Regions from separate parts of the Homo sapiens genome. Here all the other regions are linked to region 7. A link is an interaction called in ENCODE POLR2A ChIA-PET data of the cell type or tissue named here. Cell type or tissue: CD4-positive, alpha-beta T cell. All regions are shown on one strand. Region 1 overlaps LOC107986855 (a long non-coding RNA gene). Region 2 has its middle 50 kb from the start of PRSS58. Region 3 has its middle 43 kb from the start of PRSS58. Region 4 has its middle 110 kb from the start of MIR11400. Region 5 has its middle 83 kb from the start of MIR11400. Region 6 has its middle 66 kb from the start of PRSS58. Region 7 holds the start of LOC124901762 (a long non-coding RNA gene).

Region 1 (4,000 bases), 340 kb after region 7:
CTTTCAATTTCTTTCCTACTGCTATAGAGAAATACCACGGACTGGGCAATGTATAAAGACAAGAGGTTTATTTGGCTTATAGATGTGGAGACTGGGAAGTCCAGGATCAAAGGGCCACAGCTGGTGAGGTCCTCCTGCTGTTATCCAAGGCAGAAGGAAGGGGAAGCAAGCACTTAAGACAGAGAAAACAGCTGAATTCATCCTTTTTATTGGAAGACCATTCCCAGGAAAACTAAGTCACTCGCCCAATAAGGGCATTGATTTCTTTCTGAGGGCAGATCCCTTATGACCTAGTCATAGCTGTCCCACCTCCCAATACCATTCCACTGACAAATTTCAACATGAGCTTTTGTGGGGACACGCAAGCATAGCACACACATCTACACTATGAGTCAGTATTTCCACTCTTAAGTGTAGGTTTTAAAAGAAGAAAAAAGAATGCATATGTCCAAAAGAAAGATTTCCACAAGAATGTTCACAACAACTTTATTCATAATAGTTGAAGACAGGAATAACATGGATATCCATCAACAAGAGAATGCACAAAAAATTTGTGGTATATTTATGCAATGGAATATTAGTCATAAGAAAGAATGACCTACTGATACAACAATATGAATACACTTCAGAAATACTAATTTTGGAGAAAAATAACTAATAAAATATGATTCCATTTATATGAAGCTGAAGAATAGACAAAGCTAGTCAATGGTGATAAAAACAGAAAAGTTTTTATCTCTGGGATAGAAATTGATTGGAAAGGAGCATGAGGACACTTTCTTGAGTGATGGAAATTTTTTTTATAATCATTTCAGTTACTGTTGCACTGGTGTATGCAATTGTCAAAATGTACCAGGATGTTTTTGTATTAATACTTGTGTTTTACTCTCAATTATACCTTAATAAAAAGTGTTACTAAAAATTAAACAGCTAAACTGCATAAAAGATGGCAGTCATTTACAAATGTATGCTTGTATTCTGTACAGCCCAATTTAAAAATGCATCACACAAAAAGAAGAAAAGACAGGAACACACGTATCTGTGTAAGATATGGAGAATGTGAGAAGTGGTCAGTGACTGAAATAGGCAACATTGAAATTTGGCATCAAATTAAGCTCAACGGATGAGTGGGCTGAAAAACAAGTGAGGATCAATATCAAGGAATGCTTTAGAAAAACAAAAACTTTCTAAAAATATCTTCATATACTGTTGAAATCATTCTGAGAACCATGAGCTGCTATACATTTTATAACTTGGGAAATTGGGCATTCATCAGTCTCACAATTGAACGTTTCTTTTCTTTCTGGCTTTCAACAGATTGGCCAATTGGTGAATTGATTTTTTTGCCCAGCAAGCAGCTTTCTCCCTCTTTGTGAGTGGGGTCCTGGGAGACCCGGCAGTCCCCCTTTGGCAGCCTCACAGAGGGGAGTTGGGCACAGCACAGACACACGGGGTTCCCTGCACGTGGGGTTTGCACTCCCTGTGAAGCCTAGCTATGGACCTCCCAGTCCTGCAGTTAATGGATCCCAACTAAAGAAACCTTGCCTCTAGGTATTCGCTTTACCTGTTAGTGCTAAGGAGGGATACAGGCTGGAGAAAAATAAAATGTTTGCTCAATATTATTCTGTAATATTTTACAAGAAAATCAATTGAGGAGGTCATGGATTTTCATCCAAGCCAAAGTCAAGATAATAGCTGAATTCCTTCCTTAATCTACCCTGAGAGGACTCAAACACTGCTCGATGCCCACAAATACTTAGTAGAGACTTATTTATAGTCTCCTTTTGATAATTCTACTCGTTGATTATCTTCAGGTCTAACGGCACTGTTTGGTGCATCTACTAATATTTTCCTTCTGTAGTTTGTTTACTTAGGTGTTTTAGAAATTGTTGTCAATATTTTTGGCCCTCCAGAGAACACGTGCTTGGTATCCAATGGAATCTAAGCCAAGGTGATGTTATCAGTACGACTTATAAACTTGTAGAATCCCTGATCACTCAAGGAGGTTAAAGCTGTTGCCTGGAGAGACATGCAGGGAAGATGAAGTGCAGCAGAGATGGACTGGACTCAGGGCACAGCCGGCCCCTTTCTTTCGCCTTTTCCTCTGAGGCAGTTGCTCCTCTGTCTGCACCTGCTCTGACACCAAAGCTGCCCAGCCAACATTCTTCAACTGTAGATGTCATTAAAGATTAGAGGGACTTCCCGCCTCTTGCATAGCTGTAGGTAGCCTAGCAATAACTGAAAACTGCTGCAACATCTGCATAATATGGGATCCAAGCCCGAATTTTTCTTAACCCTTTCCCTCCTAGGCTGCTCTCCCAGACTGCCCAGAGTACTTTAGTTCCCAGTGGACCACAGTGCCATCTTGTGGCCAATAAGTGAAGTTTCATCATTGTTTCTTCTGCAATGGCCCAAGGACTGCTGAGAAATGTCTACAGAGCGAGCTGCCAGAATATTCCAGAAGTGCCATCCCGCAGGTTTTATGAGCAGCTTCCCTAAACCCTCATCCCAACACTACTTCTAACCCTGACTATTGCTTTGAGTTACCAATCTTAATATCCCACCCTCATTCTGAATAACTCTTATCACATAGCTCCAGTTATAGTCTAACTTTTTCTCCCTTAAAACTACCATCTAAAGAAAGAGGAACAGAAGGAGAGGAATGAAAGGAAACAATATTTGGTTTTAAATAGTAAGAAAACACAGACGTTGAGGTATAAAGAGATTATTTAATCTGAATGACTAAGGATAAACAAAAATGCCCTCCAAAAATGACAGTGTTACCCCAAAAGCATAGATAAGCAAAAGATGAAGTTAAAAATGTCTATTAATAAAAAGTAAAATTGAAATATATAAAGGAGACCTCTTACAAGGAAATAAGCAATGGTGGAGGGAGCAATACCTAATGCACAAAATAAGGATGAACATAAGTAAGACCAGCAAAGGTGCTGCTACAGGAAATGATCAGCTTGTACAATGCACATCCACTGATCTGAGCAGCAAAGAGGGAAGAGATGATTATGAAAGAGGCAGAGGAGCAGCGGGAGATGAGGACACGCTGGTGCAAAATACTATCATAAGGAAGAAAATCAGCCAGGGGACTGTGGAATGTATGACTTTTCTTTCTCCTGTCTCCTGTGACAGCTGAAGTGGACCATTTTCATTTCCAATGATTTGCTCCTGCACCCTGAGTTAGATGCCCCTGGGATTTGCTGCTCCGCAGGTTCCCATGGATGAACTCCCTCTCCCTCCTTGTTGAGTATGGTCTGAAGGAGAGGTCATCTCTCCCTCCCCTTCAATCCCACAGTACTGGGGATTGGCACAGACTTCTCAATTGGCATTGACCTCTCTCATGGCAGGCTCACATGCCCCCTAACTGTGCCTTTTCATTTCCACTAGACTGAAAGTTAGATGTGGGCAATGGAACTTAACACCTTTATCATAGGATGCATAAGTAACTGCTTTCAAAATTATTGCTGTTTCTTTCACTGCCTTGGGTTACAGCTGAACAGGAAAAAAAGGCACAATTTCTTAATGTGACTTAACCACAAAAACCTTACCAAGTGCAAAAACAATATAACTACCAAGGGATTGCTCTCCTAAGTGGTGAGATGGCAAAATAAAACAAAAAACAAAGAAAATATTATCAAATACTTTAATGGAGACCCAGAATCCCAGTCCCTCTTATACAAACATCATTGCATAGCCTCCCTCTAACCAAGAGACAGATAGAACCATTCCTGTGCCCTGCACCTGGCAGGAAAGCCCTGCTGGAGCCTGTGGGGAGCTGGCGAGGATGAGCCTTGGTGATTCTGCCCCAGAGCAGGGATTCTCAGGGAGCTCCGGACACCTTCCAGGGACTGAGATGGAGAGTGGCCATACTCCGTCTTGGAAAGGAGAATACTGAGGGCCTCTGACCCTCAGTATTCTGACCCTTCTGACCTCTCAGCCTAAAGTAAAAGCAGAGTCATTCCTGACTGGTGTGGAGGTGCTTAGTCTC
Region 2 (4,000 bases), 490 kb after region 7:
GTAGGACCAATGGCTCACCACTGCCTAGAGATTTGTGTCCAAAGTCCTTTCAGGTCTCCCAATATCCCCAGTCATCTGGCTATTGCCTGCTCTTGAGGACAGTTCAAGATGATATTCATCAGAATTGGGAGAGACACTTGCTGGTCACCCTTCTTGAAGAGAAGGAGCCCACAACGCACAAGGCTACCTCCACCGGCATCTCCTCAACACTTTCCAGTTTACCTATTGCCATGGAATTTCATGCCTCTCCAAATATTTTTCTGTTGAATAAAGTACTCACTGATCATCAGAATTGTCTCTTGATCTTGGAAATATTTCCTTCCCCCTCCTTTATGCTTGTGCTCATCAACCATTTTCAGCAATCGTGTTTTTTTCATAATGTTATATAAAATACGTACCAATATGTGCCACACAGAAAGAAAAGAAAGAGCTTCCCCCATCAGTTAAGATCATCAGTGCATAGGACAGGCTCTTTTTTGTTTGTGGAGCCCTAATACTTTAGTGGCTTTGTTGTGAAGCCCTGCTCTAGCTGATAAACAATTCTGTGAGACTTTTGTGTGCATAAGATGGAGGACTTCTCCACTGGGTGCACTAGCTGGCTGTACTACAGACTGAAACTCCATCAGAGGCCATCAGGGAATGGAGACTGGAGCCCTGGGTGCAGGTGCACACGCTGCCCTGCAGCTTCCTGGCTGAGCCGGGAGGTTTGTGCACAGGGATGCAGTGACTTTGCAGGGCTGTGTCTTGGCTGCTGGCACAGAAATACACAGCAGAGTCACCAAGCTCCAGGGAATTGATGTGAAGATTTAAGTGAGCTTTGTCTGGAGATTTAGGTGAGAAGCGATTTGGAACTGTTTCATTTATAATGAGCTCCTTATTATTGTAGCTAAACATTATCTTCAGAAATTTCTTAGAGTCCTGTTTATACCAATACATAGTATCATGGCCCAGATTTTGTTCACATTTAATGGACTTGTCGTTTCCCATCTGTGTGACCAGGTATTTTGGAGTCTGGGAAACAGCTGTGTCCAAGGGACCTGCAAAGGAAAGAAGCAGAATTCAGGCAAATCCTAGGAGACGGCCTGCTGTTGTTGTCATGGTGAAAAGGCTTAGGGACTCCAATAGGATCATGTCACCTGGGCCCGGGACTCACCTGCTTGGAGGAGGCAGAAGACCACACAGCAGAGGAGCCTGCAGCCCATGGCAGAGTGAGGCAGACCAGGCAAGGCCCAGGGCAGGATTCTGGTCTGCAGTGGTGAGAGGACTAGGCTGTGGTTTCCACTGCCGCTGAGAGGTGCTGCGCCAGTGAGGTCACAGCCTGTAATCATTCCCCCATTCCCAGGGTCTCCTCTAGCATGGCTCCTCCCTTTCATGCCCTGCACTTGCTCCTTTAAAGGAGTTTTTGGAATTTCTGGGAATAATTGAGAGGGTGGAATTGTGACCTCCAGGATGTGTCTCTGACAGTCATTCCTGGGCCAGCAGCCCCCTCCCTCCCTGCTCCTTCCCGGGGATCTGACCACCTCCTCCCTTCCTCTCCTTTTCAGGCCCTTCTCTCAGAGTCAGCTGGTTTCCTCTCTGGATCCTTTGCGTCCCTTCACAATAGCGCAGGACATTAATTTGCTCTCTTGAATCTTTGCTCACTTGAAGGTCTCATTAATGATCAGTGGTCCCCTTGATTCAGGAGAGATTGGCCTGAGATTTCACCTGAATACCAGCCATAGCCACCTACTCCACATGACTGTGATGCTACTGCAGAGCAAACCCTGCTGAGGCGTTATTATTGGGAGTGAACTGCAGCCCTGCTCCCTGTGATGTTCTTATCTGTCCAAGGGGCAGATTTATGAGGAAACAGGAGGCTGCTGGAAAATATGCAGACACCATGTGCTGGGAAAGAATGGCGATGAAGGTCAACAACGCGGCAGTCAGAGAAAACAAAAGTAGTTGACGGTATTGCCCCTTGAGTTGTCTGCAGAGAATTCTCCTTCTTGGTACAAAGTTTACAACCGAAGCTTATTGCGGGGTTTCTCAATTTCAGCACTACTGCCATGTTGGATCAGGTGATTGTTTGTTGTGGGGAGCTGTCCTGTGTAGGGAGGATGCTTGGCGGCATCCTTGGGCCCTACCCACCTGATGGCAATGTGACGACAGAAAATGCCTTCGCGTTTTGTGAATTATCTAATGTTGAGGACCACAGTCCCCTTTATTCTTGCCCATGGTACTCCTCTCCTCTGCCAGCCATCAACCACCCAACCTCGGGGGTGTGGCAGGGCTGCAGCTCCTCCTGCTCTGGTCAGCAAGGTCCAGCACTCAGACCTCAGTGCCTCAGTCAATGGCCCCAGGGCAGGAACCTCCAGGAGGAAAAGCAGAGACCAGCACTGCCAGAAAGGTATCACACACACACACACACACACACACACACACACTTTGGTAGTGTTGTCATCTACTGGTGAATCCCCTGCAAAGACAGACCTTGATGGTTCATTTGTGATTTACTAAACACAGAACTTGAACTAAACAAAAGAAAAATGACCACCATCCTTCTTGGAACTTCAAGCATGCTTTATTTGTTTATAGTCACTGAATGGCTACTTAGTGCAAAGCATGAGTAAACAATATTCTCACTCTCATGATGCTTATAATCCAATAGGAGCAAAAACACATTCACACATTACTTGTAGACTAAGAATATGAAATACATATTACATGGAGGCCAGCAAAATAGTTACTATTTACATTTAAATACTTTTTTTAAAGCATCCCATTTCCTGATCTATGAAACAATGGGCAGAAATAAATAATTTTCAACACTCTGTCTAGCTCTACAATTCTGTGAACATAACCAGGTACCCCCGTAGTTGTGGGTCTTATTCAGTACCTACCACATTGCACCACACAGCTGACATGGGAACCTTTTCAAAGAAGGAACGGGTGGGGAGGGAAGATAGTGAAATGACAAGAGGCTACATTCAATGGTGATGATCATAACTATGTAAAGATGTAACCATTCTTAAAGAGTAGACTTTAAATAAATATGTATTTCACTATTTTACGCAAGACTTTTTACCAAATCAGACGGACAGCGTCTGGGAGAGGCACTGGAATGAAACTGATAGAAAGAAACTCGCCTCATATGAGGCAATGTTAGTTCTGGTTGTTGTTTTGTTTTGTGTTTTACAGGAGATATGAAAAGCAAAAGTGTTTGATTGTCCATCAAGAATTGTCTAGACCGGGTGCAGTGGCTCACGCCTGTAAACCCAACACTTTGGGAGGCCAAGGTGGGCGGATCACGAGGTCAGGAGATCGAGACCATCCTGGCTAAAACGGGGAAACCCGTCTCTACTAAAAATACAAAAAAAAAAAAAATTAGCTGGGCGTGGAGCGGGCGCCTGTAGTCCCAGCTACTAGGAAGGCGGAGGCAGGCCTGAAGCCGGGAGGCGGAGCTTGCAGTGAGCCGAGATCCTGCCTCTGCACTCCAGCCTGGACTACAGAGCGAGACTTGGTCTCAACCAAAAACAAACAAACAAACAAACAAAAGAATTGTCCAAAGGATAAGAAGGACAAATAAATTGATTATGTACGTATTTTCTGACAGGGCCCGCCATACTGGAGAAGCGGAAAAAAGCTACAGAAAGGAGAGAGGATAGACGCTGGGATCCCTGGGAAGAGCCAGGCTGCCGACAAGAAAGTCAAAGAGGGAAGACAACATAATAATTTTATCATGGAGATAACTTAATCCACAAAAAGGTGGAGAGTTGTAGGGGCAAAAGGAATGAGACAGAAAGCTGCAGAAGAACTAGAACACGTCGAACTGAATGATACCAGGATGCATATTTTGAACATGGGTCATATTTTTGGCTGTCCAATATTTAAACCCCATCTTATATTTGAGCAATTCCCCAAAGTTTGCATCTTGGCGGGAAAAGCAAGTGTGTTGATATGTTTATAAGCAAAACCTTCCACCCTTCTAGAACCAAACTCTCCATCTCTGCCTCTTCTTTTT
Region 3 (4,000 bases), 490 kb after region 7:
AACTAGAAAAACTTAACAAAATATAAAAATAAACGTTTGAAGGCACTTGGAGCTACTGAGGCAGTAAGAACTTAAGGGATTGGGATCTCAACGAGAAAGGAGAGATCTAACAGACCACTTTCGCCTTAAGTCATTTGCCAGTTTTATATCGTTGGCTAAGTAGCTGAGAAGAAAAGGGAAGACTGAGAGTGTAGCAGGCTTTGAGGAGCATCCACCACCTTTCTGGTCTGGAGAACATTTACGTTCAGTGACTACTGAATAGGAGAGGAGCCTGGCAAAGACCCCAGTCCTTGGTGCTGGGGGTAGAAGCAGGGATTGACTGAAAATGAGCATGAAGGAACTTTCCGGGTGGGGAAAGATGAAATGTTTTAGAGCTGGATCATGGTGATTGTTGCACAACTCCACAAATTTATCAAAATTCATTGAATTGCATGCTTGCAATGGGCAAATATTATGTTATGTAATTTACAATTTGATTTAGCTGTTAAACTTCAGACATCTAGTTGGAACTTACATGGCTAAGAGCAAAGGCGAGCAGCCATCATGCAGGCTGAAGCTCAGGTCTGATCCAGCTCATTCATCAGCTCAATTAAGGTGATCCGCCCCTGCTACAATCCCAGCAGAAGCAAAAGTGAATCATTTGAGGAAGATGAAATCATTCAGAGCCTCAAATTATCTCTATAGTTTTTATATACAATATCCGGCATTCAAGTAAATTACTAGTTGTATGAGAAAACAAAATCACGTGCCCAGAAACTGAACAGAGAAAACAGACAAAAGAAATAGACCCAAACAGATTCAGATGTTAAAGTTATCAAAAAGTGGCTTTAAAATGACAGATGTTAATATAGTCAACAAAGTAAATGACAAAATATGCAATTTTAGCAAACAACTGGAAATTGTAGCAAGATTTAAATGGAAATTCCAGAACTGAAATATATAAAATACCTAAAATTTAGACTTCAATAGGTATGTTTAAAAGAGGAATAATTTCTTAAATGAAACTCAAGAAGTTAATCTGGCTGCTTCAGGTTAAGTTGAAAGTGACAAATTCATTCCTGCCTCTGCCTCTAGGTGTCTCTTGACTTTTGCTGCTGAATTCTGTTCCTGCACTGCCTTGCTTTATTCTGGCGATTCTCATGCTGGTCTAGAACTCTGTTGACCTTGAAATGGTGTGAAATATTAGACTCCATGTTTTCTACTCTCTTAACTTGTTATTTTGTGAGCTAGCATCATTAGCCCAAATGCATCACACCAGGTTCACAGGGTCATCAGATAGTTCTGCTCTTGACCACATGCTGAGCAAGAGTCATTGATAATTGAGTTCTTTGTACCAAGCCCCTTCTTCTGAAGATTTCTGTGAGCACCCTCTATATTCTCATGGAAATACCTGAACTCCCACTCAGGAATCATCTCGCCACCCTAGAAGTTAAAATATGTTTTCCTAAGCAACTAAAACAAAACAATTCTAATAAAGATGGCCAAATGGGAATGAGGAGAAGATATAAGTTACTTGGTTGTGTACAATTCTCTCATATTCAGAGCCCACCATCACACTCACACTCTGTAGTATCTGTAAACATTCTTCAAATCCTACAGTGTCTGGTCATTTCTGCCCAAGATACCTTTGGTAATTTAATTTCAGATATCTGTCTATTTGGAGACAGCTGCAAGAACAAACCCAACCAGAGACTTCCTTTTCTTAGGCAGGAAGTGGGAGCTGGCGGCTGGGAGGGAGGCAGCTCTGTGAGGGATTTTGCACAGGCTGGAGTTGTCTTTGCAAGGCTGTGGCTTCACTGCTGGCACAGAAGTACATGGCTGAGTCCTCCAGCTTTGTGGACCGGATCTTCAGAGTGAAATTTGATCCATCAGGCCTTTCAACTGAGAATTGATCATCGAATATTTCAGACTTCTCTGAGATTTCATTATTATAAAAGGAAACCAGAAACTCGACTTTCTGCCCCAAGATTTGTCTGTACCAATAGAAGTATAAGTGATTAGAGATGGGGACACAGCGCAAGATCACTTCCTGTCCCATCTGTGTGACCTGATGGCTGGGAGTCTGGGTGACTTCAGGTTCTGTGAGTCCTGTGAGAAAAGAAGAAGATTAAGAGAATGGTTTAGAATTGTCTTAGGTAAGTTCAAAGCAAGAATTTCCTAGAGTCTAAGCATCGACCTGCTTTCAAGAGACTAAAAATTGCCCAGCATACGAGCCAGGTATCCATGGCAGGATCACAGCAGGAATGAGGCCTTTCCTAGCTCAGGCATCTGGTCCTGTGGAGGAAAGGAGGGGCATTTTGAGCTCCCATGGCCCCACAGGCAAGGTCTGGCAGAATTACTGGTGTCTCTGGCAACACCCACCATCCCTGGAGCGCCCTCTATAGGAGAGAGGAGGGAGCCTTTGTGTTGTTGCAGAACCTGACAATGCAGGGCTGTGCTCAGCCCCTGGGATCTGATGGTGTGTGCAGGACTGAGGGCCATTAATTAATAAGAGCAATGCTGGAAAATATGGGGGTCAGCAAGGTAACCCTGAGTACAAAGTCTGGCTCAGAAATTCCAGGAGGTCTTGTTCTCTTATTACCTGCTGTGAGTAACAATTCAGGTACAACAGATTCCACGGCTGATAATGAATGCCAAGAAAACTTGGTATTAGGATTACAGAGATAGAAGGAAAAAGAATCAAGTGTGAATGTTTTAAATCCTGAGTGGAAGAGAGCAGCCAACAAGAAGTTGAAACTCTGCACATGCCCCAGGGAGAGGGAACTAGAGAACAGTGATCCAAACCCCATGGGGAAATACTGTCCTCAGGGTGAGGCAGTGATAGAGCCACCTGAGGAGGGGATTGGGTATTCTTTAGTTTTTCAAAAAAAAAAGAAAGAAAGAAAAAGAAAAGGACCTGCCGGGCGCGGTGGCTCACGCCTGTAATCCCAGCACTTTGGGAGCCCGAGGGGGGCAAATCAAGAAGTTAAGAGATTGAGACCATCCTGGCCAACATGGTGAAACCCTGTCTCTACTAAAAATACAAAAATTAGCCAGTCGTGGTGCTGGGCGCCTGTAGTTCCAGCTACCCGGGAGGCTGAGGCAGGAGAATCGCTTGAATCTGGAAGATGGAGGTGGAAGTGAGCCAAGATCGCGCCACTGCACTCCAGACAGTGAGACTCTGTCTCAAAAAAGAAAGAAGGAAAGAAAGAAACAAAGAAACAAAGAAAGAAAGAAAGAAAGAAAGAAAGAGAGAGAGAGAGAGAGAAAGAAAGGAGGGAGGGAGGGAGGAAGGGAGGGAAAGAAAAGAAAAAAAAAAAAAAGAAAGGAAAAGAAAAGAAAAGGTCTGACCATACATATTTGGAGCTGGGATGAGGGCTGAGATCCAGGGTCTAACTTGAGTCAAAAGAAAAGTCAAAAAACAGTCCATATTGGAAGGTGGATTGGTGAGGCCAGAGTGTTAAATACCTCACACAACATTTCCCAGAGGCACAAACCGACTGAAAGATACTTGGAAAAACTTAAACTTGACGGCATCTGTCCTACATTCAAGTTCAGGCACAGTCTCATTCAAGACAAACTCAGGCCACAGGCTGCAGGAGTCTGGGCAATTTAGCATTGCCACATCCAATAAATGACAGTATTATGATCTGAGATGTCTGCTGAGGTCTTACAGAATGCTGAACCGAGTGCTGAGGCTCAGCTGGATGCGTTGCCCCCACGGTTTTCTGATTAGATCCAGGAGGTTTGTGCACAGGGAGGCGGTGACTCTGCAGGGCTGTGTCTTGGCTGCTGGTGCAGAGATACGCAGCTGAGTCTTCTTGCTGCAGTGCGACCACATGAAGGTATAAGCGAGAGCTGTCAGGGCATTCAGGTGTGAAGTGATTTGGCACAGTCTTGTTTTCAATGAATTCCTTACAGTTGTAGTAAAACATGAACTCCAGGGATTTCTTAGCTTTCTGTCTGTACCAATACATAGAATCATGTCCCAGATGCTCACGTTTCATTGTCCTTTTACTCC
Region 4 (4,000 bases), 210 kb after region 7:
AACCCTGTCTCAAAAAGAAAAAAAGGCCGGGCACAGTAGCTCACACCTGTAAACCCAGCACTTTGGGAGGCTGAGGCAGGCAGATCACTTGAGGTCAGGAGTTCAAGACCAGCCTGGCCAACATGGTGAAATCCCGTCTCTACTAAAAATACAACAAATAGCCAGGCATGGTGGCAGGCACCTGTAATCCCAGCTACTTGGTAGGCTGAGGCAGGAGAATCGCTTAAACCCAGGAGGCAGAAGTTGCAGTGAGCTGAGATTTTGCCACTGCACTCCAGCCTGGGCGACAGAGCAAGACTTCGTCTCAAAAAAAGAAAAAGAAAAAAGAAAAAAAATAGGAATACATATTCCTATTGCAGCAACTGGAAGTGATCTTAAAAAATGTTCTGTATCGGCTGACAGATATCTATTTATAGTGCTAACTATATTTTTTACATTAAAAACTCAGACCCTATGTGAACAGAAAATTAGCATTAACCTCTGATAATGGACTTAGCTATTCCACTCTAAAATGAGATTGTTTTAAAGTGGTTGGAAATTTATAAATGCTAGACAAAAGCAACCTAAACTCATCACCACCATTACCAACGTCACCACTACCACCATTGCTAGCATCATCATTGAGCATCCTAAAAGCCAGTAGTAAATGCATTTTTATTCACTATTTTTATTTTCATCAGAAAGACTTGTTTCTCTTACTATAAGAAGGGATATAAAGATGTGGCCTCACAGTCAGAGTCACAAACCTTTCAGAGCAGCAAGATAGGCAAGAAGTCTGCTTTATAACCAGGGCAACATACACTTTAAAAAATAAAAATAAATATGAGAAACACATAGTTTGAGTTCTGTTTAAAAAACTTCAGAGATCCCCCAAACCACAAGTATTTTCACCCAAATCTTCTTGGAATACTCTTGTATTTCATGAGTTAATTCTGGTTCTTTATCTCCCCTCCCTTGGGGGAGAAGGCACAGGGAAAGCCTTCCTTTTGGGCAGCTGTGAGTTGAGAGGAGAAGGCTATGGTTTTGCACAGCAAGGGCACGACTGTGAAGCACTGTGTCTTGGCTGCTGGCACAGAAATAAACTCCAGAATCCTCCAGTTCTGCAGGCTGCACCTTCAGAGTAGAATACGTCCCTCCAGTCCTTTCAGCTAAGAATCGATTGTTGGGCATACCGGACTCATCCTGTTTAGACTCTTTCACAAAATGTAACAGAAATTTTATTTCTTTTCCCATAACACGTCGATACCAATAAAGATTATCATGTCCAGAAATTGGGTCACATCTCAGAGTCACAGTCTGGCCCTTCTCTATTACGCTGTGGCTGGGGAACTGAGTAACTCCAGCTTCTATGTGCTCTGTGGGAAGAGACAAAAACAGAATACATGACATGAATAGACTGGGATAGGGTACAGCACAGATATTTAAGTACCTGAAGACTCACTTGCTCCCAGGAGACAAAGGGACACTAAACTGAGAAGCCTGGAAACCATGGCAGGACCCAGGTAAATCACATTTCCAGATGAAGGAGCTTACAAGCATGAGAAAAAGGAAAGCAAATCTGTCTCTTGGCCCTGTAAGATGTGGCCTCCAGTGACATCAGCATATTAGCCAATGTCCACAGTCTCAGGAGCTCCCTCTACGGACATGAAACATAGAAGACCTAGCCAGGGTTCTCTGAAGAAGATTGCCTCTAGAGGGGGCAATGGAGAAAAACTGACATCAATTAAAATCAACCTGTTTATGCATTTGACTAGGTGTTAACCTTATATATACCACTCGTAGCTCCTGAGTCTGATGTCTGGATCCTACCTCATCCCATCTGGCCCTGTCTTCCCTCATGTATCACATCCCCATAGACTGTGGGGCATTTTAATCTACGGTAGCTATTGTTGCTATTGCTAATGATCAATACTTACCTCCAAATTCTCTTTTCCCATTATCTCTCTAATGCACTCCAATCAACATTTTCCCCCCACCACTCTCAAACAGCATGCTCTAAACATGAAAGATTATCCTCAACTTTACTCCACCAACAGCCTTCCAGCTGAAAACCTTAGAGTGGTTCCCAAATCCTCTTTTTCTATCCCACCCTATAGCCAATCCATTAGGAAATTCAACTGGCTCTATCATGAAAATACACTCAGAATCCATCCATTTTTTCATCACCTTCTTTGCTAACCCTCAGGACAAGGCCACCATCATCTTTTTCCTGGATTACTGCAATAGATTCCTAACTGATCTCCCTGCTTTCACCTACTTCTGAACTAGCTCTCAAACTCAGCCCTCTAGAACATGCTAGATCATGTCACTCATCTCCAAATCATCTACTAGCTCCCAGTTTTATTTGGAATAAGAAAACAAAACAACAAAGCACTTAAGGCCATCAAGGTCTTAAATGATCCATCCTGCCCCATTACCGCTTGGAAATAAAGCCTACCACTCCCTTCCTTAATTTTTCAGTCATATGGGCCTCCTCATTGGTCCTAAAATATTTTTTTAGGGTATTTGTACTGGCTCCTCCCTCTGCCTGGAATTCTTTTCCCCCAGATACCTACATGTCTCTTTCCTTCATCTCCTTGAAATCTTTGCTCAAAGGTCACTTCCTCATTGGGCCCTACTCTGAACAATGTATTGTCATTTCAACGCTCCTTACTCTGACAGTCCTGGTCTCCCTCACCTTAGTCTGCCTTTTCTTTTCTGCATTGCAGGTATCACCTGCTAATACACTATATGCCTTACTTATTTGTTTATCTCTGTCTCTCCCTCCCCGCAAAAATGTAAACATCAAGTAGACATGAGTCTTTGTCTTTTTCTTTTTAGTATGTGCACTGAGAACATAAAACAATGCCTTAAATTCTTTCAAGAGGAGGTACTGCTGGAATAAAATCTTGAAAGGAGACTAGACTTTTCCAATGAACTATGGAAGGCACACCCCAGACAGGGGGACATTGAAGTCTCAAAATTATTTTCTTTCATTATAGTTTGAGATGGGTGTCAGATAAAAACATGACAGCAAGGTTTGCAGAAAATATTATAAGAACATGAGTTTCTTGGCCTAGTCTCAGGTTAACTGGACATATTGGAGTGTGTTAATTTTGAGTGGCTGCTATAAAAATTACCACAAAGTTGCTGGTTTACAATGACAGAGATTTATTCTCACAGTTCTGGAAAAGTCCAAAATCAGTATCAATGGACCAAAATCCAGGTGTCATCAGGACCGTATTCCCCCTGGAGGCTATAGGAGAGGATTCGTTCCTTGCCTCTGTTTCTAGTGGCTGCCTCACTCCTTGGCTTGTGTTCACCTCACTCTAATCTCTTCTCCTGTGGTCACATTGCCTTCTCTTCTCCATTTGTGTCTGATCTCCCCCTGGCTATCTCTTATAAGGACACATGTAATTGCATTGAGGGCCACCAGGCTAATCCAAAATAATCTCCTTATCTCCAGATCCTTAACTTCATCACATCTGTAAAGTCTACTCTCACCATCTAAGGTAACAGAGGCAGATCCCAGGGATTAGGATGTGAATGTCTTTGTGGGGAGGGGTATTACTCAGCCAGCCACACAATACAAAATCTGGCTTTTGGAAATTCTCACAGGTATCATTTTCCTGCAATAGTAATGCATCAACTTTAATCTTTTGTACTTAAATCTGACATGGACATTCTCTTCACAATGGAGCCTCAATATTTGCCTCCTCACAAAACTAGCTTTGGTGGAGTCTGTGTGGCCCAGCGTGCTTGGGATTGTGCACAAAGGAGACTACAGAGGGAGCCCCTGTCTCAGAGAATCATCAGAGAAGCTCTAGTGATGGGCTTCTGAATGATGGGCTTCTGCTCAGCCTCCCTCACCACCCCTCCACCTCACCACGTTTAGGATGCAGTGAAGCAGAGGTCAAGAGGAAGAAGAGGTTGATTCTAGGTCTAACTGAGAGCTCCAAGACTGGGGAGTAAGGACAACTAACAGCAGCTTCACAAATTGGCTTGATAGGGACTCAGGTGA
Region 5 (4,000 bases), 400 kb after region 7:
ATGCAAGAAACACCCTTTTCTTCATTTTTAAAAAATTTCCCTTTTTTCCAATTATCTTTTTTCATTGTATATTTCATGTGATATAATCCCTTGTACAAAGTAGGATGCCCCAAAAGATTTATTGATAAAGAATAAAAAATTGGCCTAGTGCAATGGCTCTATAATCCCAGCACGTTGGGAAGCCAAGGCAGGTGATCACCTGAGATTGGGAGTTTGAGACCAGCCTGGCCACCAAAGAGAAACCCCACCTCTACTAAAAACACAAAACTGGCCAGGTGTGGTGGAGGCCACCCGGGAGGCTAAGGCAGGAGAATTGCTTGAACCCAAGAGGTGGAGGTTGCAGTGAGCCAAGATAGCACCACTGCACTCCAGCCTGGGCAACAAGAGTGAAACTCTATCTCAAAAAAAAAAAAGAATAAAAAATATTAACTAATGAATAACAATTTTTCATGTCCTTTCACTGATGGCAGATTGCATCCGCCACAGGAAGACTACACGCCCCATAAAAAACGTTTCCTGCTATTTGCTGTGAACCTAGGAAAGCTCCCTCCTCATACAGTCTCCATAAAAGAGATGACCTGGCCTTGCCCATAGGAGGGCTACAGAGCAGAAAACTGCACCTTTCTTTTCTTTCTTTTTTTTTTAAATCACAATAAAGAATAGATGGATATGTTTTGCCTGGAAATCATGTGTCCATTGGACTTGTCAGGGAACAAGTTATCATGATCACAGTTTCATATATGACCTTAGCATCCTGCTCTTGGGGACACAAAAAGGGGACACCAGGTAAAAGGACAGATCTCCGGAGTGAGGAGGGACAGTGCAGAGGTGTTGAAACAATAGACTTCAGCTAGCTACTAAATATGAGCCCCAGGACATCTGCTGTCCCTCAGATATATAAACAGGTAAAATAATATTTCGCTTACACAGCTTCAGTGAGCAGTAAACCAGATCACATACAGAAGCACCAGAGAGTGCCTGGGAAAGGCCTGTCCACTCTCCAGGGCCTGAGCCCCTCTGGCTGGCAGCCCTCCCCTCACCGTCACTTCCTGAGTGGGGCAGGAATGTTATTGCACAGAAGGCTGATGCTCATGCAGGGCTGTGCTACGCTGCTGGCACAGAAATACAAAGCTGAGTCCCCCAGCTCCAGAGAGCTCAGGTTTAGTTCAGAGTGCAAGTCAGGGAACTGTTGTGCGGAGAATCGTTCAAGAATGTTTCCTTTTGCTCTCTCTTCTCCATTATAATAGTGAATGAGGAACTGGAGGCCCTGGTCCAGGCTCTGTTGGTACCAGTACACAGAGAGGTCTCCAGACCTAGGGGAGCATCTCAGCGTCACTCGCTGTCCAGTTGCTGTGATCAGGTGCTTTGGGGTTTGTGTGACTCCAGAATCCACTGGGCCTGTGTGTCAGAAGACAAAAGTTAACCATAAGGCACAGAAGAAAGCCTCCTGCTGAAGCCATCGTTGGCCCACATGCATTTCAGGGACAAGAAATGAAGATCGGAGACTTTCAAGCTGTGCCCAGGACTCACCTGCTCCCAGGAGACAAAAGGCCACACAGCAGAGGAGCCTGAAGCCCATGGCAGGATCTCCTAGCTTGGGGCTGGTGTCTCTGTAGTAAGCATTCTGAAGTTCCTAAGCTCCCTTCTTCCTGATAGGAGCATTGACCTGTGATGTCACCACACTGACATACTTTCCCCTGCAGGCCACTCCAGCCCACTGTACTCTTTGGCAGGCCTCAGGTTCTGCTACTCCATGTACTATTCCTGTCTTGCACAGGCCAGAAGCTAAAGGTGAGGAGGACTGAACACAGTACCAACATACCCACATCACACCTTACTTTCCTCTGCCCGCCCTGTCCCTGCCCTGACACTGATTCCCCAGCCCTTGCCACCCCAGCCCCTTCACCCTCCACTGCCCGTGCAGCAGCAGAGACACTCCCTCCTTGATGCAAACTGAGGCCTCTGGCACCCCAACTCTTTCAAGGCAATGATAGTCTGTGCTTAACTCTACATGGCCAGGCCCCACTCAGGGAATTCCATCCACCCTACTGATGCCAGCAGGCAGCCAGGGCATCCCCTTCAGTCCTCCTCTCTTGGCCACTCTCCCACCCCTCCGCTGAGTTCTCTGCAGCACTGTGGAGCCACAGCGCCTCCAAGTGGCCAACAGTCTACAGTCTCATGGATTCATACCCTCTGACGTGATATGCTCAAATTGTCCAAATCAGAAAGAGAGATGCCCCCACTCCTGCCACCCCCACCCTCTTACACACCCCGTCCATGCTTTCCCAGAAGAGTCAATTTAGGGTTGATTTTCAAATCTACCCTTAGCCAATGGAGTCAAAGGACACATGAACCAACATTTTGATTACAAAATAAACAATTGTTACATAATTGCAAATAATATGTTAAGATGGTAGAGACCAGCCAGAATTATAAAGGCCATACAATTAAACAGTGTGATGCTATCAAGGAAACCCAGCCTGGAAACCCTATATTCCACAGCTAATCCCAGTTAATTACACCCATATGTTTTCATATTTTGTATTTAGGTTCATTATTACTAAATTTTAGACAGTGCATTTCACAAAAGGATTTCTAGATTTTAAAAATTTACTTCTAAATTATAAAAATTTTGAAATGAATAATACTGCCAGCTGTAATTCAAACAGATTCAGCTGGTTCTCACATTTGCTATCATTACACAGAAGTGACTTTGATCTCTAACCAGGAAATAGTTAGTGGTTAATAATATCCCTCACATGAATAAAAGTAATAATATTCCAGAACTCTATATAAGCAGGAATTAACATAGATTTCACAACATCAAATAATATTCATTATATATTTAATTAATACTTGGCTTTTCCTATGAAAATAATAAAGATGGTGGTATAGTACAATGCTGGGGAATGTCATGGTAAGAAGCAAAGAGGAAGCAGGTGTGAGCCCATCCTTGACCGATAAGCAGGGTCTGGCTGTTTCTTGGGAGACAGAAGGTCCTTCCAGGCCATGGAAATACTGAGCACAAATGCAGAGAATGTAAAGGCTGCAGAGTTTTAGGAAATATTCAAAGAGGTGTTTGATCACAGAAGGTAATGGATCTGGGCGGTAAGTGTCAGAAAGAGATACAAGGGAAGCAGAATGTATCTTTGGGGAAATGGGAGAGCCTTTATCTGTTTACCATCAGCAGTGAAATGAATTCCTCTGTTTTGAGAATTGAGATATAAGTCCAGAAGGAAGACATTGGAACCAGCTCCAGGGCCCTCCCACAGGGCAACTGGCTACGTGGTGATGACCATCATAGAGTGGCCTCGGGGTGATGCCAGTTGCTACAAGGCCTTGCTGCGTATTTTCTAGCAATTGAAAACTTTGACAGGTTATGTTGCAGAGAACACAATTTTTTATCATCTGGTAGCTCTACTTCTATTTATTTAATAATCTTTAATCATGTTCTCTCTCCTCAAGTTTCTCCAAACCAAATCTCAATTTCTTCTCCCTTAATTATATAAAGCAAACCCTTGAGATTTTACCTTCTATACTACACATCTGTCGAACAATCCTGACACCAAAATGAATTTCTTTTTCTAAAAAGGAGAGTGCCAGCTACTCTATCACTATAGTGTACAGCATCCGACAAAGAAAGTAATTTTGCCGTGAACCTCCTGAAGCAGCACCATCCTCTGAGCATATCCTCCTGGCCTTGTTTCCGCCAGCCTTGTTCAGAGTCCTGAAATTGTTTATCTTTCCCCCTGAAGGCCCCAGGTACTCACAGCTGTCTGGTCTGAGACTGCTGTACACGGAAGCAGAGAGATTAGTGCACAGAGTTCCAGTGACTCTGCAGGGCTGTGCCAAGCTTCTGGCACAGAGATACAGGGCCGAGTCCCCCAGCTCCAAGGCACTCACATTCATCTCAGAGCAATAGTCATGGAACTGGCGCCCTGAGAATCGATTAGGGAAGTTTCCTTCTGATCTCCTTAACTCATTAGCATATTCAAAGATA
Region 6 (4,000 bases), 470 kb after region 7:
ATTCCAGCCCAGGCGACAAAGCGAGACTCTGTATCAAAAAAAAAAAAAAAGAAAAAAGAAATTCTATTTGTGTATAGTAAAATAACAATAAATAGTGAAATTATTATTTTTTTGAAGTCTTCTCTATGAAGCAGAATTGAACTTCGAATGAATGTGCATTCATATACTCAGTGCTTACTGTTCTGCAAATGACCCTGCCACTCCTGTGACAGATGGTTTCGCAGAAACAATAAGATACTATACATTTAATATTCAGACCTTAAATGTGGTGTATGCATACAATGGAATATCATTAAGTATTAAAAAGAAGAAATTCTGGCCATACATGACAATGTGGCTAAACCTGGAGGACATTATGCTGAGTTGAAAAAGTCAGGCACAGAAAGACAAATACTACATGATTGTGCTTATATGAGGCAACCTAAAAGTCAAACTGATGTAAGTGAAGATGAAAATGGTGATTTCCAAGGGCTAGGAAGAGGGGGAAATGGGCAGCTGCCACCAGTGGCTACAAAATTTCAGTAAAGAAGAATCAGGAAGCTTTAGAGATCTGCTGTCCAACCTTGTGTCTGTAGATTACGATACTATATTGTACATTTAAAAATCTGTTTAAAAGATAGCCTTAGGTTATTAAACTAAAAAAGCTGGCAGAAAAAGCTGTAGGTGGCTAAAGAGAAAAAGAGAAGAAAAAAAGGAAATCTGTATAATTCAGAAACTGAGCAAACGTCTTTGAATAAGTTAAAAAAATTAATGCAAACCTTAATACTCTAAAAAGTAAGAAACACTTATTATTCTTTCAAGCTTTTCTTTTTTATTTTCATTTGTTCTTTTTTATTTTGCTTTTTATGTCATAAAATATCTATACAAAGAAAGGATCTCCAAACATATATTAAATAAAATAATAACTAATGAATAACAATTTTTCTTGTTACTTTTCCTCAAGGTAGATTATATCAGTTACAGGAAGTGTACAGTGCAGATAATTTCATCCTTCTGTTTTGCTTCAGTGAAAGGTGAATGGATATGCTTGGCCTGGAAGTCACGTGTTCCTTGGACTTGTCAGGGAAGAGGTTACAATGGTCACATATGAGGCATGACCTTGTGCTCCTGCTAATTGGACCTGGAAAGGGGAAGCCAGATGAAGGGACAGATATAGAGTCGGGGGACGGGGCTGGTGCAGAGATGTTGGAGGAAAACACCTCAGCCAATTACTTAATATGAGACCCGGAACAGCTGCTTTCCTTCAGATGTATAAACAGGTGAAATCATACCTACCTTACATGATTTCAGTGAGCATAAAACCAGATCACATACAGAAACAACAGGAAGTGTCTGGAGGAAAAGCCTGTCAGCTCACCAGGACCTGAGCCCCTCTGGCTGGCAGCACCCTCCTCAGGGTCACTCCCTGAGTGGAGCTAAGAAAGTGTCACCCAATTCCTTCGGGTACAGTCCTTTTCCAGGTACTCTTTCTGCAGGCCACTCCTGCCTTGTTCACCCATTGAAAGACTCAGGCTCAGCAGCTCCATGCAGCCTTCCTGTCCCGCACAGCCCCTCAACTAAAGGGGAGGTGGCTGGTCACAGTCCCCGCATGCCCACATCACACCTCACTTTCCTCTGCCCACCCTATCCCTGTCCTGACACTGATTCCCAGCCCTTGCCACCCCAGCCCCTACACCCTCCTCTGCCCATGCAGAGGCAGAAACACTCCCTGCTTGGTGCCAACCCTGGCCCTACCTTTCCCTGGGCAGTCCCAGGCCAGGACCTACTCTAATTTCCACCTAATCTCCTGATGTCAGCAGGCAGCCAGGCATTCCCTTCCGCCCTCCCTTCCTGGCCACCCTCCTACCCCTCCCCAGGGTTCCCTGCAGCATAGTGGGGCCACGGCGCCCCCAAGTGGCCAACATTCCACAGTCCCATGGATTCACACCTTCTGACCTGATGAGCTCAGGATAGTCCAAGTCAGGAACACGGTTGCCCCCACTCCAACCCCTGCAGCCCCCATTCTTTCACACACCCTGTCTATTGCTTTCCCGGAAGGGTTGATTTAGGGTGGAACTTCAAACTCACCCTTGACCAGTGGAGACAAAAGGACACATCTTGATTGCACAAGAAATTGCTGTTACATTATTGCAATGAGCATCCTAAGATGGAAGAAAGGAGCCAGAATTATACAGGCCACAGGATGAAAGTGTGACAATATCAAGCCAATCTGGGCTGAAAATACTACATTGCAGAGCTCCCTTTGATTAGTCAGACTCATATCTTTTCACACATTGCATTTAGTTTAATTATTCACAAATTTTAGCTAGCACATTTTATAAAAAGGATTTTTTGATTTTACAAATTTATTTCTGAATGTATAAAATCTTGAAATAAACTATCTTATCAGCTATAACTTAGGCAGATTCCGTTAGGTCTGCTATTTTCTATCCTTACCTAGAAGTGCCTAGGAGCTCTGCCAGTGATCCAGCACCTCATAAAATGCCACCAGGGGAGAAACTTCTATGTGAGTGAGTATCCACAAGAAAACACACACACACATTCACACTCACAAACACATAATATCTTTTCATTGTCAAGGATGATAAGATTCCATTACTGAGCAAAGCTAGTTTTTTTTTTCAATGTTGTAGGTTGATTTTGGTTGATTTCATCAAGGATGATTAAGAAGCACCTTTGACTATATTCCACCCTCACCAAATCTCTAAAAATGTGGCTGTGGAAAGTGTGGTTATGGTGAGGAAGTTTTTTACAGGATTATGAGTCTTTATAAATATTACTGTACCATAATTTTCTTTCTTTAGTGATTCTTCAGTCAGCCTAAATAACATAATTTTCTTCACTCCAAAAGAACATTTGCAAATTCCAGCATTAGATACCCTTTGGGAACTTGACAGCACTGGTCATCAATCCTGACTGTGAAGACACAATTGCTAGGAATATTACAGAAGTTACATGAAATACTAAGACTATTCATAATCATTCTCCATGATATTTCATGTAGAGTCCCTTGTAAAGAGAAGACAGTAATTAATCACACTCCAGGATTCTGTATGAGAGGGCAATAACTTATTAGTTTTGCAAACATCAAAGAGTATCAATTGTATGCTTGGCTTTAAAATAAAGGAAAGAGAGTGATACAGTACAGTCCCAGGGAATGTCACAGTAAGAAGTGAAGAGGAAGGCAGGTGTGAGCCTGTCCTTGACAGATGATCAGTATGTGGCCCCGTCTTAGGAGAACAAAGGTCCTCCCAGGCCATGGAAACTGTAAGGACAAACGCAGAGGATGTAGAGACTGCTGAGTTTTAGAAAATGTTCAAAGAGCATTTGGTCATAGAAGGTAATTGGATTTGGGAGGTGAGTGTCAGAAAGGAATCCCAGGGTTGCAGAATTTATTTGGGGGGAAACTGGAAAGTATTTGCCCCTTTAGGAAGAAGGGTGACTTTACCTTCCTCTGTGTTTTGGGAAGTACCTGACTGTGGCCTGAGGAGTCAAGATCAGGGCTGGAAGAAGGAAGACAGCAGAAGCAACTCCAGGGCTCTCACAATGGCCAAGCGGCAATTTGGTGATGCCTCCGACTGGGACCGGCTACCAGGTGATTCCGGTGGCTATAAGACCTTTCCTTATTTTTTTCTAGGTGTTGAAAACTTTCGGGTGGGGGAAAGAGAGTTCATGGTGCACAGAACACCACTTTTCATCACCTTCTGCTCTATCTCTGTTTTCAATCATCTTTCGTTTTCTCTCTCCTTGACTTTCCCAAAACCTCAATTTCTTCTCCCCAAGTTGTATAAAGCAAACCCTGTGATTCTCCCTTCTACACTACACTGTTATCAACAATCTTGACCACAAAATTAAATCTCTTGTCCTGAGAAAGAGTGCGCCAGCTGTTAAATTACACACATTTCCTCTACTCCTGTAGTTCACAGTGTCGGCAAAGAAGGTAATGCTGCAGTCAACCTACGGAAGCAGCACCATCCTCTGAGCAGGCTCTCTTGGCCTT
Region 7 (4,000 bases):
TGTTTGGCAGGCTTTTTCTTCTGTGTTCTACTGCACCCTCGGCTGCAGGATTTCTGCCCCCTAACACCCACCCGCCTGCCCGCAGTGCTGACCCTTGCCCACCCGCGCTGTTCCCAGCCTGCTCAGCTCTTTTTGCCTACGAATAGCAGTTACCCCCACTCCTACCCATTCCCCAAACCAGGATTTCCCTTCGTCCTCTCCAGTCTCGCCTCTCCCAGAGTCCTAACAAATCCTCTCCTCCATCGTTCACCTTCTCTCTAAACACCCCAGAAAAAAGATTAAAAGTGGCCTCGCCCTCTGCTCAGCTTTCCGGACTCTGAGCACCTCCCCACCCCCTCCCTCTTCCCCAGTCTTTCCCCAGGAGCGGGGAGGTGACCTTGCAGAGCTGACCCCGGACACCCAGCTCCTCCAGCTCCGGTCCACCCTCCGACTCCGGGGACCGAGGGGCTGGAAGGTGGGGAGACGCCCGAATCTCACCTGTGACCGTGAGCCTGGTGCCCGGCCCGAAGTACTGCTCGTAGGAGCACGGAGGTGCACCCCCGCATGCAAACCTCTAAGGCTCCCCGAGCTCCTGCCCACCCTGGGGACCCAGCCCAGGTCTCCCAGCACAGGGCCGGACCGGGTGCCGCGAAGCAGCCGCCGCCTTCCACCTGAATCCCGCCGCCCGGGTGGTCCCGCGAAAACTCACCCAGCACGGTCAGCCTGCTGCCGGCCCCGAAAGTCAGGACGTTGGCCCCAGAGCACAGCCCGGGGACTCCCCGCAAAAACCAGACCCAAGCCGCCCGCGCCCGCGCCCCAGCAGCCCGCGCTCACCGAGCACCAGGAGCCGCGTGCCTGGCCCGAAGTACTGGGTCTCTTGGTCACGGCCCCCGAGCCCCGCACAAAAACCCGAGCGCAGTCTCGTCCCCGGTCCCCCGGCGGCCCCAGCTTACCCAGCACTGAGAGCCGGGTCCCGGCGCCGAAGTACTGAATGTTTTTGGCTCACAGCCCCGAGACGCGGCACAGAAACTGGCCCTGCGACGCCCCCGGCGTCCCGGGGCGCCCCCTCCCCAGTTCCGGGGCTTCAGCGGGAGCCCCCGCTTACCGAGCACTGTCAGCCGGGTGCCTGGGCCAAAATACTGCGTATCTGTGCTCACAGCCTGGAGGCCCAGGACAAAAACCGGTGCTGCCCGCTCTGCTGTCCCAGACTCAGCTCGGGTCCTTCCCACCGCTGAGAGCCCCATCGCTCTCCCAGCACCCAGAACCAGGAGTCCTCCGCCCAGACGCCCAGCAGCGCCTCTCAGCACAGCCCCTCTCAGAGTGGGGCAGCTGCTTACCTCTGCCCATCCCGCCCTCTCGGAGCTCTCCGGAGCCCCAACCGCCTCCTTACCCAGTACGGTCAGCCTAGAGCCTTCTCCAAAAAACAGCTCCCCGGTGTTCGCACAGCCCTGGGGACCCTGGCGCAAACCCCGCTTCCCTCGAGGAGGGCCCTGGATTGCCCAGTGTCCACTCCCCTAAGAACAGGGTTCTGGGGTCGTGCAGGCTGGGCTGCTCACCCTCTCTCCCACCTGGAGCCCCCTTCTTACCTAGCACGGTGAGCCGTGTCCCTGGCCCGAAGAACTGCTCATTGTAGGAGCACAGTGGGAAGGGGCTGCCCAGAATTCCTTCTCCTTCCCCACCTCCCTTAGCACAGACAGAGGGCACACCCTTCCTCTCTTTCCTGAGCCTATCTTTTCCTGTCTCGAGTTAGCTGGACACGGTAACCTGGATCTTGCATGAGGCCACCACCAATTTGCAGAGGAGAATCCACTTGGCTGGGGGACAACACAGTGGATTTGAAATCTGAAGGGGCATTGGTGGTACTGGAACGGCTGGAGCTGGGCGATATTGCAGGCTAGACCTTGCCGTTTCCTAGTTATATGACCTGTAACCTCTGATCTCAGTTTCCTCATTGGAAAGATGGGACAATATCTTTCCCTCAGGGTTTTCATCAGTTCTTAATAAATAATGCATGTGCAAGTACTTTGTCAAGAACAAGTTTTATTAAAAGTGCTGAGTGATAATCCCACTTTGCTGTCTTGGCCTTCTTATTCCTTGGAAGCCGAGTCTGGACAGGGAGATGGACAGGTGCTCGCTGGGTTGGGGGACCCTGCAAGACCACAGCTGGGACCAGCCCCAGAGAACTCTTCCCACCTGGTAGCTGCATTCCCTGAGCTGGGTGGGGATGCTTACTGCATCAGGGTTTTTTGTAAAAGCACCTCCTCTACCTGAATCATCGTGCCCTCCCGCTAGTCCCCACAATGTTACACCATGATACAAAAATGTTTCCTCCCTGCTAGTCCCCCTCCCCCAACCACTGGGCAGCGGCAGGAAGCGCAGGTGGCAGAGGTTAGTCTGACTGTGTGGGGCTTGGAAAAGACAAAGGCAGTGAATTAAAATGGGAAGGGCTTGGGGAAAGTCACAGTGATGGTAATGGTGGGGGGCAGAGAGGTCCCTCCTTGGAACATGCATCACCCTGAGCAGACCATCTATGTCACTGGGTCTCCCTGGTGGGGCTCACTGTGCCCACCTGCTCAGACTGGCATTTATAGTGAAGTGGGTGGGAGGAGCGAGGGGTGGCAGGCAGCTCATAGGAAAATCCACAGAGCAGTTGATGGCACCTTATGACAGGAGGACAAACAATCCAGAAACCTCTATAATTTCCCTTTGTTCAGTTGCTTCCTGAACGATGTCTGAACTCCATATTCTTCATTTACTCCACAGGTGTTTAGTGAACATCCACCATGTGCAGGCTCCATGCTGGTTGCATGGAGGTAAGTTTATTCCCAGAGTGGCATGCACCAACCTGCCTTTCCAGCGCTAATTTTGAGCACTCCCATTTCTGAACCTTGCAACCAGCTAAACGGGCCTACCCAGAGGTACCTAGCCATGTCATTAGGGCTTTTGTTCATGCCTCTGACCAGCATGGCCATTCTCTAGAGTGAACAACTGAGACCAATTCTTCCTTTGAAGAGATTGCCACCTTCTCAGACTCTTTACTGATTATCCCAGTGAGAAATTGAGGGCCACTCTCTGACTGCATTTTAGTAAGCAGTTCATGTTGCTCTTTCAAAGCATGGACTTGCGTTTGGCTCTTTCTGTTCATGATTGAGTTGCTCTGTGAACAGATACGCTTCTTGGGGACTGTAATTTGGGTATCTTAATTTTCTTGGAAGTTGATAACAACACATCACAGGGATATGTGTTTAATGAGTGGATGTGTGTACATGTGTGTAAATATAAACATATACACGCGTGTGCATACATGCACACACGCATCTTTGAATGCATGTATGTGTTGCAATAAAGAGGGAAGACTGTGTGGTGTAGTCCTATAAATGGAAGGGTAATGGCTATTTCAGGCAGGACTTACGGTGATGATTGCTCCTGGATTGGGTCAGTTTGGGTTCACTCATTTATTCATTTATTTATTCATACATACCTATGTGGTGTCTACACTAAACTGAGGTTACTATACTATAGCCCTGGGATACTATCTTAAAATGTATCCTTGTTAACAAGGAGTTCATAGTCCCTGGGGGTGTCAGACAAATAAAGAGGTAGTTTCCAGCAAGTGTGATGTATCACAAAGAAGGTTATGCACAAGGCACTGTGATAGCAAAATAAAGGTGTATTTAATCCAGCCTCAAGGGAGGAAGAGGTAAGGAAGAGGCAAGAAAGGGCCAGAGAAAGCTTTTTGGAGGGGAAGACATTGGAGCTAAATCTTTAAGTCTAAGCAGGAGTTATCATGGGGAGAAGAGTACTTTGTCACCCCAGGAGGAAGAGCATGTGCAAAGCGGCCTGAAAGAAGCAGCTCAGGGGCTTCAGGGATGAGAGAAGTGAGGAGAGTGTGGAAGGAGACAAGGATAATCATCCGGTCTTCTGTGCCACCTTTGGGATTTGGGACTCCATCACCATGGTGACAGTGAGACAACAGAAGGAGCTTTTGAAGGAATTCTAGAAGTAGGAATGGGGCTGATTC

Evidence for each region. Peaks named below come from ENCODE experiments on the same cell type or tissue, not always from the same donor. Only the 100,000 strongest peaks of a DNase experiment are listed, where the experiment ranks them.
Region 1: POLR2A ChIA-PET joins it to region 7 with 10 read pairs; 6 of 35 experiments call an interaction of 5 or more read pairs at or near these places.
Region 2: POLR2A ChIA-PET joins it to region 7 with 31 read pairs; 7 of 35 experiments call an interaction of 5 or more read pairs at or near these places.
Region 3: POLR2A ChIA-PET joins it to region 7 with 56 read pairs; 7 of 35 experiments call an interaction of 5 or more read pairs at or near these places.
Region 4: POLR2A ChIA-PET joins it to region 7 with 10 read pairs; 7 of 35 experiments call an interaction of 5 or more read pairs at or near these places.
Region 5: POLR2A ChIA-PET joins it to region 7 with 23 read pairs; 7 of 35 experiments call an interaction of 5 or more read pairs at or near these places.
Region 6: POLR2A ChIA-PET joins it to region 7 with 14 read pairs; 7 of 35 experiments call an interaction of 5 or more read pairs at or near these places.

The regions. Positions count from the first base shown.
Region 1 is chr7:142,458,020-142,462,019 of GRCh38, reverse strand. It overlaps LOC107986855 (a long non-coding RNA gene), which reads left to right. Exons shown (of 2, transcript XR_001745394.2): 2 at 28-927. It also overlaps TRB. Among named protein-coding and RNA genes, the nearest start is that of MIR11400, 15 kb to the left of the region's middle. In CD4-positive, alpha-beta T cell, a CTCF peak has its summit at 2,361 (motif pointing left); a DNase peak (open chromatin) is centred at 2,339; H3K4me3 peaks cover 167 bases.
Region 2 is chr7:142,305,791-142,309,790 of GRCh38, reverse strand. It overlaps TRB and TRBV3-1. Among named protein-coding and RNA genes, the nearest start is that of PRSS58, 50 kb to the right of the region's middle. In CD4-positive, alpha-beta T cell, no CTCF peak of the experiment used is centred here; a DNase peak (open chromatin) is centred at 2,100; H3K4me3 peaks cover 1,284 bases.
Region 3 is chr7:142,299,223-142,303,222 of GRCh38, reverse strand. It overlaps TRB, the pseudogene TRBV1 and TRBV2. Among named protein-coding and RNA genes, the nearest start is that of PRSS58, 43 kb to the right of the region's middle. In CD4-positive, alpha-beta T cell, CTCF peaks have their summits at 804 and 1,016; DNase peaks (open chromatin) are centred at 1,082 and 2,362; H3K4me3 peaks cover 2,068 bases.
Region 4 is chr7:142,585,417-142,589,416 of GRCh38, reverse strand. It overlaps TRB and TRBV14. Among named protein-coding and RNA genes, the nearest start is that of MIR11400, 110 kb to the right of the region's middle. In CD4-positive, alpha-beta T cell, CTCF peaks have their summits at 1,468 and 1,670 (motif pointing right); a DNase peak (open chromatin) is centred at 1,636; H3K4me3 peaks cover 523 bases.
Region 5 is chr7:142,389,517-142,393,516 of GRCh38, reverse strand. It overlaps TRB, the pseudogene TRBV5-3 and TRBV9. Among named protein-coding and RNA genes, the nearest start is that of MIR11400, 83 kb to the left of the region's middle. In CD4-positive, alpha-beta T cell, no CTCF peak of the experiment used is centred here; a DNase peak (open chromatin) is centred at 2,136; H3K4me3 peaks cover 770 bases.
Region 6 is chr7:142,321,717-142,325,716 of GRCh38, reverse strand. It overlaps TRB. Among named protein-coding and RNA genes, the nearest start is that of PRSS58, 66 kb to the right of the region's middle. In CD4-positive, alpha-beta T cell, a CTCF peak has its summit at 1,886 (motif pointing left); a DNase peak (open chromatin) is centred at 1,876.
Region 7 is chr7:142,793,980-142,797,979 of GRCh38, reverse strand. LOC124901762 (a long non-coding RNA gene) reads left to right here and starts at 1,289. Exons shown (of 2, transcript XR_007060565.1): 1 at 1,289-1,372; 2 at 1,730-1,998. It also overlaps TRB, TRBD2, TRBJ2-1, TRBJ2-2, the pseudogene TRBJ2-2P and TRBJ2-3, and 4 more genes. In CD4-positive, alpha-beta T cell, no CTCF peak of the experiment used is centred here; DNase peaks (open chromatin) are centred at 509, 809, 1,229 and 2,299; H3K4me3 peaks cover 3,763 bases; H3K27ac peaks cover 3,857 bases.